2 separate regions of the Homo sapiens genome follow, and region 1 is linked to region 2. The links are chromatin loops, found by intact Hi-C in ENCODE. Cell type or tissue: transverse colon. All regions are shown on one strand. Each heading gives the region's core, and the rest is flanking DNA. Links, peaks and the distances in the headings are about the cores only.

Region 1 (2,921 bases), core at 293-2,792, 81 kb before region 2:
GAGTTATTTTTAACAAATGGAATTTTTATGTATTTGTATTCAGAGTAATTGTTATTGAAATAAATCTTCTAATGACATACGGCAAGGAATTTACCATGACTAGATTTTGGAGTTTTTGTGGAACATTCTGAGCTTACATTTCAAATGATTTTGTTTGGAAATATCACATGCTTGTGCCATTTAATTTATAAATCCATCTGTTAATCACTAGAAATTTAATCCGTACACTTGGAGAGAATTCATTGCAGTGCTGTTTGAAAAGAAGTTCGTGAACAAGCTGTGAGGGTTTTTTATGAGCTTGTTGGAGCCTTTTGATTTTAAGGAAAGGAAGGAGTTTGAACAGTGAGCTGTCTTCGTTCCCAGAAAGTTTTAGTTCTGACATTTAATTCAAAGATCTAAAGAGATTCAAGGAGGTCAGAGATCAGAATTTATTAGGACTAGAGTGATGGTAGTGCATCGGAACAAAAACAAAATATCTGTTTTCACAGTCAAATTATTAGATATTTACAAGTTTAATAACATTCTGTGCAAATGAGGATGTGGGAAAACACTCTGTCTAATGAACAATAAGTATAAACTCTCTGAAAAGCCATTTGGCAATATCTTTGAAATGTACATATCCTTTTACCCAACAGTTCCATTGTTAGGGATTTGCCCTAGAACTATAATAGCAAAGATAATTTAAAATACAAGTAGGAGAGTATTATCACAGCATTGTTTAATCACAGCAAATGAAAACAGTGTTTATTAGCCTCATGTTGGATACTGTTCAGTCACTTTAAGAAGTAAGGCAGACACGAATTGGTAGCAGAAGATCTTCATGATTTTTAGAGTTAAATGAGAGAGGCAAGGACATAAGAGTCAGACTAGCATAATCACATTTGTATGCAAAAAGGAACAAATGCATATTTAGGAATATGATGTGTTAAAATGTTTTCAAAAGGATGCATAAAGTCAAATAGCTACCATAGGCGGGGGAAGAAGGACAATGGGTTGGAGATGGCAGGGATGCATCATTTTATGTCCTTTGGTGTGGTTTGAAATATTTTACTGTGTGTGTATTTTAGTTTAAAACAGAAATTAGGAGAAACAAATACCTTTTACCCTATTGCCACTCTTGACACAGCAAGAGTCAATTACTGTTTTAAGAGTGCAAGCTTTACTTTCATGCTCAACTTAATGCCTAGCATTCATGCATGTTTTTTTTTTTAACCCAAAGGATAACCACGATGGATCATCCAGTGAAGGAATCTTTGTATCCAAGATAGTTGACAGTGGGCCTGCAGCCAAGGAAGGAGGCCTGCAAATTCATGACAGGATTATTGAGGTATGTGAATACTGGCCAGTGTCTTTGAATAGGCTGAATGCCATCCCATCTTCGTCTAGCTCAAAGCAAGATGTTTGACTGGGGAGGGAGGCCTAAAGTGGTAGATGGTTGAGCGGGAGTCTCACTTTTCCCATTGTGTGGGACCAGATTGAGTGTTGATTGCCTTGGTGTTAAATTTTTGTTAAATGTAGAAAAGCCAGATTATGAGTGGAATGTTCACAATTTGGCTTTTTTCATGTGGACCTCAATCTGTTTCGTATGCATCAGTTACAGTTTCGCGCGAAAACCGTTGAAGAGTTGGATGTTAGAACCAGATGAACGAACCCTGTTGTACAAATTGTGCACCCTGTTCATATTGATTACCAGGGTACAATTGTGTCAGCTTTGGAGTCATTCTAATGTCCTCAGAGCTCACACAGCACACACTTATTTCTACAAATGCATTGTTCTCTCTGTTAGTTTGTCGTCTTTGCCTGTTGTTAGTTGTACAACCTGATTGCCCAGGGATTTGCAGGCAGAGGTTGATATTAGGGTTCACATATCATCACTTACTCCATTTTCAGTTCGTCATTCATCATTTCAAACTTTTATACAGCAGGTTTGTAGACTCATGTAGGGGAAGTGGATCTCTCAGCCCCACCAGACAACACTTTGTAACAGGGTTGCAGTGTTCTAGGATGCTCTGAGTCACTAAAAGGGAGAGAATGATTTGTTGCCTTCTCATATGGGCTCTTGTTGCAAAGTTTGATATAAATGAGTAATTTTTTACTGGTGTTTTGACCATTTTCATAGCTCTTTGGATGGATACACATATGGGCTAAATTGATTGGCTTTCCTATTAGGCAAAAAGTAAATTTGAGAATCCACGATGATATGCCAGACCCCACAAGAAATTCACCCATGGGCCACAGCCGTAATATAGTGCAAATAGAAGAAACCAGAAAAACAGCACCGATACCAGTGGGTGTTTGTTTTCCACATGCATTTTTATCATGTCTGTATTTCCTGAGTATTTTCATGGCCTATTTCAAAATTTAGGACTGAGTGGGAGCTAGGACCACGAGCTAAGCCATAAGTGAAGTTCACATCACTCACTGGAATGTGGCCACAGGCTTCTCCTGGGGAAAGGAGCCTCAGCAAGACAGAGAACAAAGTCTTGCATTTCCAGTCTCATCTGGACACATTCTGCAACGTGCAGTATGCTTCAGGATAATTTGTAATCCTCAGGAAAATACACAGTTAAATCTCACAGGGAAAGCAAACTGAACTAGTTAGGGTGTAAGGCTCCCTCCTCGGAGGGAGTGTGATGTGCTAACTTACATGCTAAAATGATACTTGATTTTGTTTTAAGGACATTATTAATATTGTTGCATCCCCTTTGAATGTTTGAAGGGTTCTTAAACTTGGAGCTTTTTTTGCTGCATGGTTTAGAGTCAGTCTTTGTACTTCCCAGGTCAGGAGACTGGATTTTCCCTAACAGGAATTTGCTTGGGCAAGAGTGCTTTCTTAAGAGCTCAAATGCGTTACTTACTGTCTTTTTTGAGAGTGAATACATTTTCTGAGACTATTGTTCAAAAAGATAAGTACAGCTTCC
Region 2 (2,921 bases), core at 100-2,599:
GATGTCTATCTCATGTGTATCTCCACATTTAGTGTTACTGTCGATCAGGGGCCAGCATACTTCTTTAAAGGGCCAGAGAGTCAATATTTTAGACTTTGTGGGTTATGCTGTCTCTGTCGGAACTACTCAGCACTACTGACGTGGCATGAAAGCGGCCGTCGACAAGATGAAAGTGAATGGGTGTGGCTGTGTTTCAATAAAACTTGATTTATGGACAGTGAAATTTGAATTTCATATAATTTTCACATGTCATAAAATATTATTATTTCAACCACTGAAAAGCTTATAAGCCTTACAGAAACAGCCCATGGGCCAGATTTGGCTCACAGGCTGTAGTTTGTCAACCCTGCTCACTACACTGAAGTCTTAGAACTTTGACAAAACAGAGAGGGAGAGGTGCATGCAACCACTGCTTCTACAACTCGTCCTTCCCCATGACAACAGGTATTTAACAAACATTTCTGAGGGCCTGCTACTGCATGACAGCCCCAATTTGGGCAGGAAAGATACAGAGACAAAACAAATGTTTTTCTGGAGGTTTTGTAGTCTACTTGGAGAGGCGTTGCAGGGTGGAAGAGGTAAAATAATAATAATAAGAAGAATAATTACAACGCAGTATGCAAAATGCTTTAGACTTACAGCAGAGTGTGCAGCAGCCATCGACTTCAGCAGGCATCTGGTGGATGCTGGGCTTCTAGAATCTCAGGCCCTCTGGAAGTGCATCTCAATCCCCCTCAGTATCTTGTAGCAGGCTAAGTCTTTTTGGAGAGACTCAACAAGTTTTTAGGTCGTGTGATGGAGTTCCTGATTGCACACTGCTGTGCTGGAGGCAATTCAGAGACCTCAGAGCAGCGAGCGAGCCCAGCATCTTTTTAATCTGGCGCCATCTGCCCGCCTACCCCTCCCAAATGCACATTTTGATCCTCTGAAGCTTGGCAAAGCTTTCCTCAGCTGATCTCAGCTCCTCAGAATGAGAGTTAATGGGGAATTGGAGGGCTGTGCACTGGCCCCAGTAAAGATGTCCAGAGCGTGAAGTCTTTCTGCAGGCTGAGCAGAGGAGGGGTGCTGACGGAGTGGCACGCACAACAACCCGTTTAACGAGTCCACCGGCAACCCAGTGCTCCTGAGGGAAAACATACATTGGCAGCACTTCCCCGTGCCTGTCTCCTCCTTTTTCTCTTGCTGACACGTCTCACTTGAATTAAATCCTGGGCTCTGCCATGCCAAGAGTCTTTGGTTGTATTCCTGCTGGCCTTTTCCAGCTGCCTAGCTTCCAAGCCATGTGCAACACATTCCTTCACTAGCTCCTGTTCTTAAATGTAGAGGTTCTCCGGGGCTCTGGCCTCAGCCCACTGATTTTCCAGTGTTTACACGCACCTTGAGTGATGTTATCCTTGCTTGTAGTTGTATTACCATCTGGGTGCTGATGGCTTTTGAATCAGTATTGCCAGTGAGACCTGCCCCCTAGCTTCAGGTTTCTTCCTCAAACTACCTCCCCAAGGGGCTCACCTCTTCCTTATCAACACCTGCTTGCCCCTGCTCCCCCTACCCCTGCTTTCATTTTTTTCTGTGTGTGTGTGCTTGTGTGTGTACAGACACGCATGTAATGTAGGACCTGGGAGTCTTTCATTGTCCTCCTTTTTCCTTTTCCCGCCCCTCTGCTAATTGAGACCCAAGTATCTGGAGGCCTTGATTCAGGGTTGGGCTGTAAAGACAACTTGGATTCTATTCAAAGAGTCTTTTACTTTAGTTCACTCTTGTTGTTGTTGTTGTCGTTGTCACAGGGTCTTGCTCTGTTGGCTGGGCGGGAACATGCAGTGGTGGGATCTCGGCTCACTGCAGCCTTAGCTTCCCGGGCTCAAGCGTTCCTCCTGCCTCAGCCTCCAAAGTTGCTGGGACCACAGGCACACGCCACCACACCCAGCTATTTTTTCATTTTTAATAGAGACAAGGCCTCACCATGTTGCCCAGGCTCCTCTTGAACTTCTGGGATCAAACAGCCCTCCCACCTCAGCCTCCCAAAAGTGCTGGTATTACAGGTGTGAGCCACCACACCTGGCCTAGTTTACTCTTGATATAGCTAATTAGCAGCCCCAAAGATATATAGGAGACAAAGCAGTTTGATATAGCTCTCTGTTACCTCTTTCTTCTCTAAGCAGAGTGCCAGGGGTGTCTTTCCATATGCAAACCTGATGATGTCATCTGCCTGCTTAAAACTCTTCTGTGTTCCCCCCTGCTTTAAGGGCTGACAGGTATGGATGGGATGCAGGTTTTGCAGTGCGCCACCCCCAAGGAACGCCATTCTCATCATAGTCTATGTGAATAACACCTCCTACAGCTGCAGGAGCATTGTACAGCCTGTACTGCTGTCTATGGCAGCTCTGGCCAGTAAGGTCTAGCAGTGCTTGGCCTTAGACTCCTGTCCCACCACATCACATATGACCCTCTCCCTGGTAGATAATCCCAAGGTTTCTGAGTCAGTAGTTCTGGGGTCAGGTATAAAAATCTGCCCTCCTATCACATTCCCGGGTGATGTGATGCTACTGTTCTGGGGAACACACTTTGAGAACCACTGGCATAGCCATAGCTTGACGTAACTTGATGTTTTTTCTGTTACGACTCTTTACTCACTTAGGGCTTCCAGGACATGCCTGGACATGGGCTGCCTAACCCAATTTTGCAAAAGCTGGGGGTATCTCCATTTTATAGAAACAATTAATGATCCCACTTACTCTTTTTAAATTAATATTGAACTCTCCATGAAGCCCATAAACACATTCCTTGTGGAAGAACTTGAAACAGTACAGATTAGTCTAAAGTTCCTTCTTTCTCTCATCTTTGCCCCAGAAGTTAACACTCTTGTCAGTTTGGTATATATCGCTTTTAGACTCTATTCTGAGTTTGCTGGTAGAAAATAGCCT

Evidence for each region. A loop is a pair of places that touch in the nucleus more often than their neighbours do. Peaks named below come from ENCODE experiments on the same cell type or tissue, not always from the same donor. Only the 100,000 strongest peaks of a DNase experiment are listed, where the experiment ranks them.
Region 1: a loop joins it to region 2, with 5 times the contacts of the local background. A loop is called at or near these places in 11 of 110 quality-filtered maps.

What each region holds. Positions count from the first base shown.
Region 1 is chr3:73,600,760-73,603,680 of GRCh38, reverse strand. It overlaps PDZRN3 (PDZ domain containing ring finger 3), which reads left to right. Exons shown (of 10, transcript NM_015009.3): 3 at 1,220-1,327. Among named protein-coding and RNA genes, the nearest start is that of PDZRN3-AS1, 21 kb to the left of the region's middle. In transverse colon, for the core only: no CTCF peak of the experiment used is centred there; a DNase peak (open chromatin) is centred at 1,311; H3K27ac peaks cover 2,500 bases.
Region 2 is chr3:73,519,362-73,522,282 of GRCh38, reverse strand. All of the region lies in intron 3 of PDZRN3 (PDZ domain containing ring finger 3), which reads left to right. It overlaps LOC101927296 (a long non-coding RNA gene), which reads right to left and starts at 961. Exons shown (of 2, transcript NR_121660.1): 1 at 640-961. In transverse colon, for the core only: a CTCF peak has its summit at 1,449; DNase peaks (open chromatin) are centred at 152 and 1,122; H3K4me3 peaks cover 1,347 bases; H3K27ac peaks cover 2,500 bases.